3 separate regions of the Homo sapiens genome follow, and all the other regions are linked to region 1. Evidence: chromatin loops called from intact Hi-C (ENCODE). Cell type or tissue: Caco-2. All regions are shown on one strand.

Evidence for each region. Hi-C counts contacts between places; a loop is a spot of excess contacts. Peaks named below come from ENCODE experiments on the same cell type or tissue, not always from the same donor. Only the 100,000 strongest peaks of a DNase experiment are listed, where the experiment ranks them.
Region 2: it touches region 1 in a loop (7-fold over the local background); 1 of 110 quality-filtered maps calls a loop at or near these places.
Region 3: it touches region 1 in a loop (6-fold over the local background); 1 of 110 quality-filtered maps calls a loop at or near these places.

The regions. Positions count from the first base shown.
Region 1 is chr11:59,613,802-59,617,801 of GRCh38, forward strand. OSBP (oxysterol binding protein) reads right to left here and starts at 1,973. Exons shown (of 14, transcript NM_002556.3): 1 at 1,502-1,973. The coding sequence starts at 1,863. LOC101927226 (a long non-coding RNA gene) reads left to right here and starts at 2,153. Exons shown (of 3, transcript XR_001748237.2): 1 at 2,153-2,374. RefSeq lists silencers at 1,606-1,825, 1,846-2,145 and an enhancer at 2,346-2,435. In Caco-2, no CTCF peak of the experiment used is centred here; DNase peaks (open chromatin) are centred at 1,500, 2,200 and 2,560; H3K4me3 peaks cover 3,193 bases.
Region 2 is chr11:59,774,484-59,778,483 of GRCh38, forward strand. All of the region lies in intron 2 of STX3 (syntaxin 3), which reads left to right. Among named protein-coding and RNA genes, the nearest start is that of STX3, 21 kb to the left of the region's middle. In Caco-2, no CTCF peak of the experiment used is centred here; DNase peaks (open chromatin) are centred at 2,178 and 3,868.
Region 3 is chr11:59,678,607-59,682,606 of GRCh38, forward strand. No RefSeq gene overlaps it. Among named protein-coding and RNA genes, the nearest start is that of PATL1-DT, 11 kb to the left of the region's middle. RefSeq lists an enhancer at 1,772-2,272. In Caco-2, a CTCF peak has its summit at 2,133 (motif pointing left); DNase peaks (open chromatin) are centred at 2,105 and 2,825.

The DNA.
Region 1 (4,000 bases):
GGCATTTTGCCCTGTAAGAGGACAGGTAAAAATGTGTTCCTGCCAACAACCTCCAACTCCCACCTTCAATTTCTCCTCAAAATTCTCTAAGAGCCAATACAGTGGAGTTGATGGAAAAGAGACTTGTTCAGCCTAACTCTCTGGGTAGCAGAATGATTCCTGGTGAAGGAAAAGAAATATAGAGTGAGCTGCTCTTCAACATCAGTGTTTTGGGTCTCAAAGAGGATGGTCTCTGGAAAAAAATATTTCAATTGGAATGTCATTAAGCAAAATATCCCTTAAAGGAGACTTTTATACTTTTTGCATAAAATACACATAGTAAGCATGATCCATAAAATTACTTGCTATTGATAAGCAATTATCTCTGTAACTGACCGATTCATTTCACACTAACCTGAGTTTTAGGTTAGATTAGTGTGAACAGAAGTAGTTTCAAATCCCAGCTGCTCAAAAACCTTGGGAAAGTTGCCCATGCTAAGTCTGTTTTCCTCATCAGTAAGATGGGAATATTTCCCAACTCCTAGGGTTGTTGTTGGGAGTCAACAAAATACTATAATGAAATACTGTATATAAAACACCTAGACACATTGTCCAGCCCTCAGGAAATGTTTACGCCCTGTCCCCAAATCACCTATCTTAACTCCTCTATCCTTTTTAGCCCAAAAGCGTGCCATGTGATGGCCAGGTTATGAGTCACCATAAATATATATTAAACAGTCCAAAATAAACCTTGTTGAACAGAAGTAATCACACCAAAGACATGGATTCTTCTTTTAATAAAAGTTAATCCTAACTAACCAAAAAATCACAGAAATGCCAGATAAAACACTTAATCATTTCCACGGGAGGAGGTGGGGCAAGCAAAAATAAAAGCAGCACTGGGGTGCACATCTCCATTCTGGGCTGTCCAGAGGCCAAAGCACATGCAAAGTCTTGGAGAGATAAGGCAGAAAGGGGACGGAATACCGAAGCCACCCTGTGTGTGTGATGCCCTTATGTCTGAATGTGAAGGGAGCAAGGACGGGTACATCCAGAGCTACGAATAACCTTGAGTTTTGGAGACTGGGCACTGACAGCTACAACTTGGGACTTCCACTGTAAGTTCCTTGGGAGGAGTGCCTCGGGTTTGTTCTGCTGCATGTGTTCCCTTAGTACCTACACCAGTGCCTTGCTTGCAGAATTAATAATTGCACCCATGTGCTGGTGGAAATACAATGGAAGCACAGACGCTCTCCAAACGACTAATGACTGGAAAGGCCGGGAGCGAAGGGAAGATAAGGCACCAAGAGTGGGTAACCCGAGGGGAGGGGAGGTGTACGTCCAGGGGCTTTTCACTTTCGTGACAGTGGGCTCCGACCCCTGGGCTGTCAATCCGCACAGATGACGAAAAGGGGCCTGGGGCAACCCTGGCTGCGGTGCCGGCTGGCGGTAATGCCGGAGCTGGGACTGTTGGCAGATATGGGGGAGGCAAGGTGAGCGACAGCGCCCCGGAAGCAGTTACCTGTAGTAGCTCAGGAGCCCGTTGCTCAGCACGAACCATCGCCGCTGGTAGCCTTTGATATAATTGGTCCATTTGAAGAGCCAGCCCTCTCGAGCCGAGCCCGAACCCCCAGCGCCCGAGCCGCCCGAGCCCCCAGTCGGCGGCGCAGGGGCCGGGCCAGCCGCCGCCACTCCCCCGGCCCCCGGGCCCGGGCCTCCCGCCGCCGCCGCGACCACCGTCCCTGACGCGGCCCCGGAGCCTGGCCCCGCATCTCCGCGGCCGCCGCCTCCTCCCACCACTGGGGGACCGGCGCCGCCGCCGCCAAGTGCTGCAATGGCTGCCGGGCCTGGCCCCACCACTCCTCTCAGCTCCGTCGCCGCCATGAGCCGCCGCCGCCTGGAGATACAAGACCGGAACCGCCTACGAGAGCCGCCGTCGCCGCCCGGAGCGCCCCACACGGCTACCGCATCAGCCACCGCCGCGCAGCGTCCCCGCCCCGCCCGGCCAGCCGCGGGGAGGAGGGCTCGGCCGCCGGGAAGAAGGACGTCGATTGGTGCCGCTGAGTGTCACTTGAGGAAGACCCCGCGGATATTGGCATTTCTCTCGGGCCTGTCATTCTACAGCGCCCAGTGAGAGCCTGGGGTGGGACGCGTCCGCCAGACCCACCTTTGATTGGTTCAGATAAAGGCCAATCAGACTTTTGGGGAAGCTCATTGGTGCTTTCCTGAAGTTTCCAGCGCTCAGGGAGGACGGGAGAATGCGGAATGCCCGGCCAATCTGATCGCCGATTGGCTGCTGTTTCCGCCATTCATTTCAGTTTATGCGCCTGTCACTGCCACGTCACCCCCTCCCATCGCTCTTCTCATCATCCTTTTCCGCCCTCATGGATTGGTGGTTGGTATCAGCTGCTCCACCTTTTCTACCATTTACTGAACGAGTTGAGGAAAAAGGGAAGGAGTCTCGTCTTTACATCCTTATTTTCTTTTTTTATTGGTTGGCACCTATGCCACTCACGTGGTGGAGAGGCGGGGCAATAGTTGGAGATGATTGGTTCTGAGAATTGGCTGTGAAAGCGGCATTGCTGACCAGTGAGAGAGACCTAATGAGGAGCAGGCCGGGGCAACCAATGAAATCGGAGAAGAGCGCTTGGGGGCGTGTCCGCCTGCTTTCAGCCTTTGGCAAGTTGGTGGGAGGTGAAAGTGACTTGGCCTCTTAAAAGCGTTTTTTTCACGTGGGTGTGATGTCGTGTTCCGTTTTTCTGAATAAGAACTTCGTAGCTTCTTGTTAGGAAGAACCTGGAGGACAGAGTAACTCTCGGCAGTCAGCCCCCGCCTGAGGCTCTCTTGAAGGACCCCCTTCTAACTCGAAGCTGGATACCCAGATTCCAGGGGTGCCCAGAAGTAGCTTTTCCAGCCCCTTCCTGGATCCATGGTCCCCCTAGTTCCCTTCCCTGTTTGCTCTTTATCGCTCCACACCCCTTGTGTCTTGATTCTAGACTGTCATATGCCTATACCGATTCTGTCCCCTTCAGAAGTAGATTCGCGAGGACCTGACTTTATGTGTCTCTTCCAGACCTAAAGGCCCTTGGTTTTAGCATCATAGGTGCCATGTATATGCTTAACTTTGAACAGAAAATTATTATTTTTTGTATCTTTAAACTGATATATCGTAGTTGTACATATTTAACTTTGGACAGAAAATTTTTTTTATATCTTTAAACTGATATAGTTGTACATATTTTCAGGGATACATCTGATATTGTGATACATGTATTCAATGTATAATTATCAAATCAGTGTAATTGGGATATCCATCATCTCAAACATTATCTTTGTGTTGGGAACATTTTCTGCTATGCGTTCTCTTGTAGCAGGAAATCGTTATTTTTGATCAACTGACTATTCACACATTTGTGAAGATTACAAATTCAGTAACTAATGTAACATTTAGATGTAAGCTATTGTTGCAAATGTAACCTAAAGCGCCGTACTTTAGGGAATCTAGCATCTGTTACATTTTGCTAGTTTGAACAGGCAATAGAAATAGCTATTAGATACTGTAAAAGAAATTGACTTTCTTTGCCAATGTGCTTCCCAGTGTCAATAAATTAAAGTATCCTTTTTAAGAAAATCGTTTCAAAAGAAGCGAAGTATTTATTGAATTCTGGAGAGAGAATACTCTTTAAAAATCTGCAATTTTTACTATCAGGGATCATTTGTATAGCTCATTACTAGTGAATTTCTCTGAATGTGTAGAGCAAAATAAAATCTGCTATTAGATGTAGGCTATTTGGGATTAATTTTTTTTTTAACTGAGCTAGAGTTAATCCATTTAGGCTTGAGTCCTGCTTTTGCTACTTACTGGGTCTATTACTTTGAGAAAATTATTTAAGCACTCCAAGTCTCAGTTTTCACTTATGTTAAACAGGAATAAAACCTCACAGGGATGCTGTTGTGATTAAGTGCGTTTGAATGTGTTTGATAAACTGTAGATAGCTACAAACATGTGAGTTGTGTTGCC
Region 2 (4,000 bases), 160 kb after region 1:
GTAAGAAAAGAAAAAAACAATAAACAACAAAAATCCCCATTGAGTTGCATAAGGATTAAGAGGGACAGGCCAGGCGTGGTGGCTCACGCTTGTAATCCCAGCACTTTGGGGGGCCGAGGTGGGCGGATCACAAGGTCAAGAGTTTGAGACCAGCCTGGCCAACACAGTGAAACCCTGTCTGTACTAAACATACAAATATTAGCTGGGTGTGGTGGTGGGCACCTGTAATCCCAGCTACCCGAGAGGCTGAGGCAGGAGAATCGCTTGAACCCAGGAGGCGTAGGTTGCAGTGAGCCGAGATTGCGCCACTGCACTCCAGCCTGGGTGACAGCGGTAGACTCCGTCTCAAAAACAAACAACAACAACAAAAACCAAGAGGAATAATGTTTGTAACACAGCATAGCATCTGGCATATATGTGCTTAATGAATGATAATTCAAAAAACAAAAACAAAAAGCTCACTATTGTTGAAGTTTCTGCCACCATACTATGGTTTCTTAGGTTTTTAATTTCCCCTGGAAAGAAAACAAGAAGTATCGTGCTCTTTTTGCAGAGAGAATGTGATGCTTCCCATCCTCTAGACTGTGGATGTGGAAAAGTAACCCTCCAGTTTTTTTTCTGAAAGGAATGGAGTGGGGCATGACGGTTCGTGCCCATTTATCTGTTAGAGTAATAAACAGGAATTAAGAATAAACTTGAATGTGTGCTGGCCTGATTGGGAAGTTGGCTGTAAACTCTCCACAGATCCCCACCCTCCTCACAGGCGGGTCCATCAGAGTCATAGTGAGATCAAACAACACTTAGGCTTTGTGAGTCCAGTGTTACTCCAATTGTGGATCGTGGAAGGACAATATCCTTTCACTCCGTGATGGGGGTGGACTTAAGGAGATGTTTGAAGTCTTTCTAGCTCATCTCAGTCTGCCTTGGAGAACCAGATACATTAAAGAACTTCTTCCCTAAGATAAGGAATCTTTTCCAATAACTGTGTTCTCCTTTTTCTTCTGAGCCAGTCAGAGGGTCCCTGAGAGGACCCTCTTTGTTAGGTGTGAAGATGGTGGGCTTTGGCCTCTAAAACATGGTTTGAGTCCACTTTTCAAGCATTTCGTAGCAGTGTAACCTTGGTCAGGTTGCTTAACATCTCTTAGTTTTAATGTCCTGCTCTGGAAATTGGGAGTGTTAGTACTTACCTTTCAAGGATGCCATGAGGATCATATGAGATCACACATCTGGGAAGGATCGTCAGACATAAAAGCACTGGATGGGTGGTAGCTACTTCTGAAGAGGCTGTTGAAGATTTAACAAGACCTTCAGGGCTGCTGCATTGCTTATTTCTTTCTCTTTGTTATGTGTGTGTCTGTCATTTAGGGAAAAACCCCGTGAAACTTATATTTAGAGTGGAGAAGAGGGACAGCATGGGGAGGTGGAAAGAACATGATCTTTGAATTAAATTCCATATCTGCCACTAACTGTGTGATCTTGTTCACATTCCTTAACTGTTCCAAGTATCAGTGGGTTTATCTGTAAACTGGGGAGAAAAATATTCATGTCATAGATTTGGTAGAGATTAAAGGAGCTAATGCTCAGAAAGTACTTAGCATGGGGTTCAGCAGTGTTACTTTCCTCTTTTCTTGGATCTGATAGAGCACAGAGAGGATAAGGCCTTGGGGGAGTGGGGAGAAGTAAGAGGGAGTGGATCAAGTAGGCTCTGGCCCCACCTAACATGGTCTGAATCTCAGCTCTGCCCATTACCAGTGGTACAATTTTGGAAAAGTTAACTACTCTAAACCCCAGTTTTCTCTAAAAAGAGAATATTACCTGTTGGATTTTATGGATATAAAATGAGAAAGGGTATGGGTGCACCTATCACAGTGCCTGACATCTAGTACATATGTTCTTATCACCCTTCTGTCCCCCAGTGTACTTATGAATAAGTAGACCACAAAGTTTATTTTATAGAATGTGGTGTAGATATACTGTTGAAATTGGGATAAATTATGTTTCAGAGAATAGAGATTTGGGGAAATGAGAGATTGTCCCCCTCTATGTGACTGGTGATCATGCCCACTACACCCTGCAGGTTATATAACTAAGTCGCTTTCTTGGGAAAGCACTCTTGATAAAACTTACTGTTTGGACTGGTTCCAGGAGGTCATCCTTGGTTATTTGCTGAGAGCATGAATCACAGCTTAGTCATAGAGGTATTTGCAAGGTGCACATGAAGTCATAGGACCAGGGTGTTTTCAGAATGTGATTTGCACTGTCAGATTCCATTGTATCTTCTCTAGCTTCTTGATCGTTGGAAAAAAAGATTGGCCCTTGGGTTTTCAGGCCACTTTGGCTGATCAAGCCAGAGCCTGGTAAATGATAAACGCCACATTTTTGTCTAATTTGCAGTTGTCTATATTTTTCTTGGTTTGTTTGCTCAGTTGGCAGAAAGTAATGTTCAGATGAAACAGACCTGCCTTTGGAGGCAGAAACATTAGGGGTTTATTTTTCTGTATTCGTTTATCTATTCATCAAAGTATTTGAGCGCTTACTGTCTTCAAGATAGCATGTTAGGTGCTGGGGATCCAATGTTCTGTGACAGGATTCTCGCCCCCTGTTGTCTCCTTATCTGGTAAGGGTGATAGAAATTTTTAAAATGTTGTTATATGATAAGAAAAGTGTCAGTAAGGTACCATGGGAGCACAGAAGAGGAAGCGTTAAATTCTGCCTGCAGAGAGGAAGGTGAGGGAAGATTTCCCTGGTTCTTAACTAGACTTGTCATCAGAATCACCTGGGGAGTTTTTTGCACATACACATACCTGATTCTTAGGGACTGGAATGGCTCAGACTTTTGGATTTTTAGGAATGTCTTCCGGATAATTCTGTTGCCTACTGCAGCTATGCACCACTGCAAAGTGATGGGGAACCTTCGAGGATTTAAACAAGGAAGTGATGGGCTCAGAGTGTGTTTTAGAAAATTCACTCCGATGGCAGTTTGTGGAGGGTGCGAAAGACCTGAAATGGAAAGACCAGCAAGCCAGCGATGGAGCCTTGACCTGAATCTGTGATCCTGAGCAGCAGTGTAGCCTATCATTTAGGGATGCTTTTGACTAACTGTGGCTTAAGCAACAAAGATATGTAATTATTTTGCATATGAAGTAGTTTGGGGTTAGGGATGGTGCCGTTTAAAGGTCAGCTTGGGGTTCTAGGTCAGCATCACTGTGATCCTCTTGGCTTTTCTCTTAGGATTGTGAGAGAGAGAGTCTGTTCTGTGATTATCTATTGTTATATCACAGCATAGCCCCAATATTTAGTGGTATAAAACAACTGTTTGTTTTGCTGACAGATTCTGTGGAGTAGGAATTCAAACAGGGCAAAGTGGGTCCGGATTACTTCTGCTCTACAATTTCTGGGGCTTTTATTGGGAAGACTTGAACAACTGCAGGCTAGAATCTTGTAGAGGCTTTTAAAATTTTACTGTCTGGTGCCTTTACTGGGGTGGCTCAAGGGAAAAGCTCAGCAGAGACTGTCAGTCAGAGCACCTACACTTGGCTTCTTTCTGTGGCTTGGGCTTCTCGTAGCTGGCCCACTTAGGGCTATTGAACTTGTTACATAGAAGCTCAGGGATGCAAGGCAAGTGTTCCAGCTACAGAAGTTACATAGCACATCACTTCTGCTTGGCTCTGTTACTGAAGCAGTCACAAGCCTGCCAGATTAAAAGAGCGGTACATAGGTCCCACCTGCCTGTGTTTTGAAACCACCAGAGTCAGAGCTCTATTTGGCATCACCCTGTGACAGCGTTGCAAGCATTAAGAAAGGGTGCAGCTAGAAAAGTCCAAAGGTCCTTTCATCAGAGAGGAAAACTGCCCAGATCCTCCAATCTGACTTCCCTTGTGGCCTCCTGGATAGCACTGGGTCACATGGTGTGGGCCTCCTTAGCTGGAAGGGACACCAGGAAAGTGAGTACTCAGCAAAGGGACAGGATTGCCAGGATTGCCATCAAACACATCATGAT
Region 3 (4,000 bases), 65 kb after region 1:
TATTTGGGGAGCCATTTTTTAGCCTATGGTATGTATGTGGTATGTATGAGTCATTGGGGTATAAAAAATGATTTCTGGTAGTATAATGAGAAAAAATTTTAAGGTTTAAGTTTGTGTTTTATGTGCTGCTTAGAGATGAATAATGAAGATGTCACTAGGTGAACTATGTCAATGGTTTCTGTGTTCATTTCAGTAACTCCCAAGACAACTGGGGCTATGTTCACTAACATGCTGTTAGTTATATATTGCTGCATACAAAACTACCCTAAAATTTAGCAGTGATATGGTTTGGTTGTATCCCCACCCAAAATCTCATCTTGAATTTTAATCCCCATAATCCCCATATGTCAAGGGAGAGAACAGCTGGAGGTAATTGAATAATGGGGGTGGTTTCCCTCATGCTGTTCTCATCATAATAAGTGAGTTCTCACAAGATCTGATGGTTTTATGTGTTTGGTAGTTCCTCCTGCATTCATTCTGCGTCCCACCACCTTGTGAAGGAGGTGCGTTGCTTCCCCTTCACCTTCCGCCATGATTGTAAGTTTCCTGAGGCCTCCCCAGCCATGCAGAACTGTGAGTCAATTGAACCTCTTTCCTTTGTAAATTACCCAGTCCCGGGCAGTTCTTTATAGGAGTGTGAAAATGGACTAATACAAGCACTTAAAACAAAAATAAGTTATTATCTCACAAAGATTTTGGGGGTCAGGAACTGGGAGCAGCTTAGCTAGGTGGTTCTGGCTCAGAGTGTTTCAGGAGATTGCAGTCTGAATGTTGGCTGGGGCTCCAGACACCTGAAGTCTTGACTAGCAGTGGAGAATCTGTCCTCAAGATGGTTCACTTACATGGCTGTTAGCAAGAGGTGTCAGTTCCTCTCTGGCTGTTCATAGGAGATCTCAGTTCCTTACTACATTAGCATCTCCATAGGGCTTCTTGATTGTCCTCAGGACATGGTAGCTTCTTTTACAGTGAGTAATCTGAGGTAGAAGCTAAAGCCACAATATCTTTTATGACCCACCCTCAGAAGTCACACACTGTCACTTCTGCCACATTCTATGTACTAGAAATAAGTTACTAGGTACAACCCATATTCAAAGGGAGAGGAATTAGGCTCCACTGTGTAAAGGGAGGAGTTTCAAAGAATTTGTGGACATATTTTATAGAACCACCACAGCCTACTTGAAGAAGAACAACAGACCTTTTAATCATGGCAAATTTTCTGGACAGATAAATAGATTCTAGGGTTGGAATGATGTCAGCAAGATGGTGGTATAGGAGGTCACCTGCTTTTATCCCCCAACAATAAGAATTCTTCACCCATCCAGACAAAAAAGTCTCTTTGTGGAAGCCTCACGATTCAGGTAGAAAGTTGTGGAAGCCCAATGGAGCCTAAGACCTAGGAGGGTGATTTTGAGAGTGCAGACCCATACCCTGTTGGCAGACCCATCAACTGTGCTCCCAGATTCAAGCCTGGGGAAATGGCCTCATTCCCCAAGGGGCTTGGCAACAGCCCCTACTGGCCTTGAGGCTACCACCAAAACCATCTGCCAGGGGGTTCAGGAAGAATCATGCACACCAGTGCCTCAGCAGGGAAGGCTCATCTGCCTGCTGACGTTGGTCTTCGCAGCTTGGACCTGAAAGTTGCCTTGTGGCTCGTCTCCACCCCTCCTCAGCTGTGGTCCCAGCTTAGTACTACTTGCTGGGAAATTGCTTCCCAAAGGGAAAGTTGCCCATATCTCACAGGAGTTACCCATTCATCTGAGCCTCTGCAATGGGCTTTCCAGTCTCTGTCCAACAGCAGATTCTGAGACCCAGTCTCAAGTCTGGCCCCACACCCACCTAAGCCAATGGGATGGGTTTGCTGACCTCTGTTCCATGGGGGCCCTTGAGGGGGCCCAGTCTCAGCTCCAGCCCCTCTTTCCACATGTGGGGATTGTCCTGCCTGTGCAGGGAACTGCTGGGAGGGGTGTCTGTCCAGGCCACTGGGACAGTCTTCTGGGCTTGGGTCCCTGGCTAGCTTATCTATACAGCCTAGGTACCTTCCTTCAATCTTCCTCAGGTCCATCCTGGCTTGGGTGCTGTGTCAGCCTCAAAGCCCTTGCAAAACTTGTGATGAACCTGGGCTTAGGGCCCCCTCTAGTGCTGAAGTGGCTGCAACAGCCACAGGCTTAGGAATCACAAGTCAGGCTGCTTAGAACTTCTAGACAGGCCTATTGAAGTAAAACAGGCACAAACAAAGCCAGAATGCAAAGACTAGAATAAATACCTAATACACAGACATTGACGCACATCTGCAAGCATCCAGAATAAGCAGGGAAATTTGACCTCACCAAACAAAATAAGATGCCAGTGACTGACCCTAAAGGGAACTTCAAGAAAACACAGAGAAACAATTCAAAAATTTACCAGAGAAATTTAACAGAGATATTGCAATTAAAAAAAACCCAGAAATCTAGGAGCTAAAAAATACAATGAGTATTAAAAAATATTAGTAGAGAGCATCAATAGCAGAATTAAGCAGAGGAAAGAATCTGTGAACTTGAAGATAGGTTATTTGAAAATGGGAAAAGAGAGATCAGACTGTTACTGTGTCTATGTAGAAAAAAGTAAACTTAAGAGACTCTATTTTGTTCTGTACTAGGAGAAATTCTTCTGCCTTGAGATGCTGTTAATCTGTAACCCTAGCCCCAACCCTGTGCTTGCAGATAATTGTGCTGTGTTGACTCAAGGTGTAATGGATTTAGGGCTGTGCAGGATATGCTTTGTTAAAAAAGTGCTTAAAGGCAGTATGCTTGGTAAAAGTAATTACCGTTCTCTAATCTCGAGTACCCAGGGACACAATACACTGCGGAAGGCCGCAGGGACCTCTGCCTAGGAAAGCCAGGTATTGTCCAGGGTTTCTCCCCATGTGATAGCCTGAGATATGGCCTCGTGGGAAGGGAAAGACCTGAATGTCCCCCAGCCCGCCACCCATAAAGGGTCTGTGCTGAGGAGGATTAGTAAAAGAGGAAGGCCTCTTTGCAGTTGAGATAAGAGGAAGGCATCTGTCTCCTGCTCCTCCCTGGGAATGGAATATCTTGGTGTAAAACCCGATTTACTGAGATAGGAGAAAACTGTCTTCTGGCTGGAGGTGAGACATGCTGGCGGCAATACTGCTCTTTAATGCACCAAGATGTTTGTGTAAAGTCAAACAGAAATCTGGCCTATGTGAACATCAAGGCACAGCACCTTTCCTTAAACTTATTTATGACACAGAGATCTTTGCTCACATGTTTTCCTGCTGACCCTCTCCCCACCATTACCCTATATCCTGCCATATCCCCATCTCTGAGATGGCAGAGATAGTAATCAATAAATACTGAGGGAACTCAGAGACCAGTGCCGGTGCAGGTCCTCCGTATGCTGAGCGCCGGTCCCCTGGGCCCACTTTTCTTTCTCTATACTTTGTCTCTGTGTCGTATTTCTTTTCTCAGTCTCTCGTCCCACTTGAGGAGAAACACCCACAGGTTGTGGAGGGGCAGGCCACCACTTCAGAAAATATACTGTCATAGGAGAAACAAGAAAAAATAATGAAAAGGAATGAAGAAAGCTTATGGGATTTATAGGATAACATCAAAAGAGCTAATGTATGGGTCATTGGAATTCAAGGGGAAGTAGAGAAAGATAAAGGAGTAAAAAGCTTATTTAAAGAAATAATAGCAGAAAACTTTCCAAACCTAGAGAAAGATACAATTATCCAGGTACGAGAAAGTCATAGGCCACCAATCAAATTTAATCCTAATAAGACCACCCTAAGACATATTATGATAAAATTGTCAAAGGTAAATGTCAAAGACAGGATGCTGAAATCAGCAAGAGAAAGTAACAACATAAAAGGGACTTTTGCAATACACTTAGCAGCGGACTTCTCAGCAGAAACCTGGTAGGCCAGGAGAGAGTAGGATGATATATTCAAAGTACTAAAGGAAAAAAACACCCTGTCAACTGACAATAGTGTACCGAG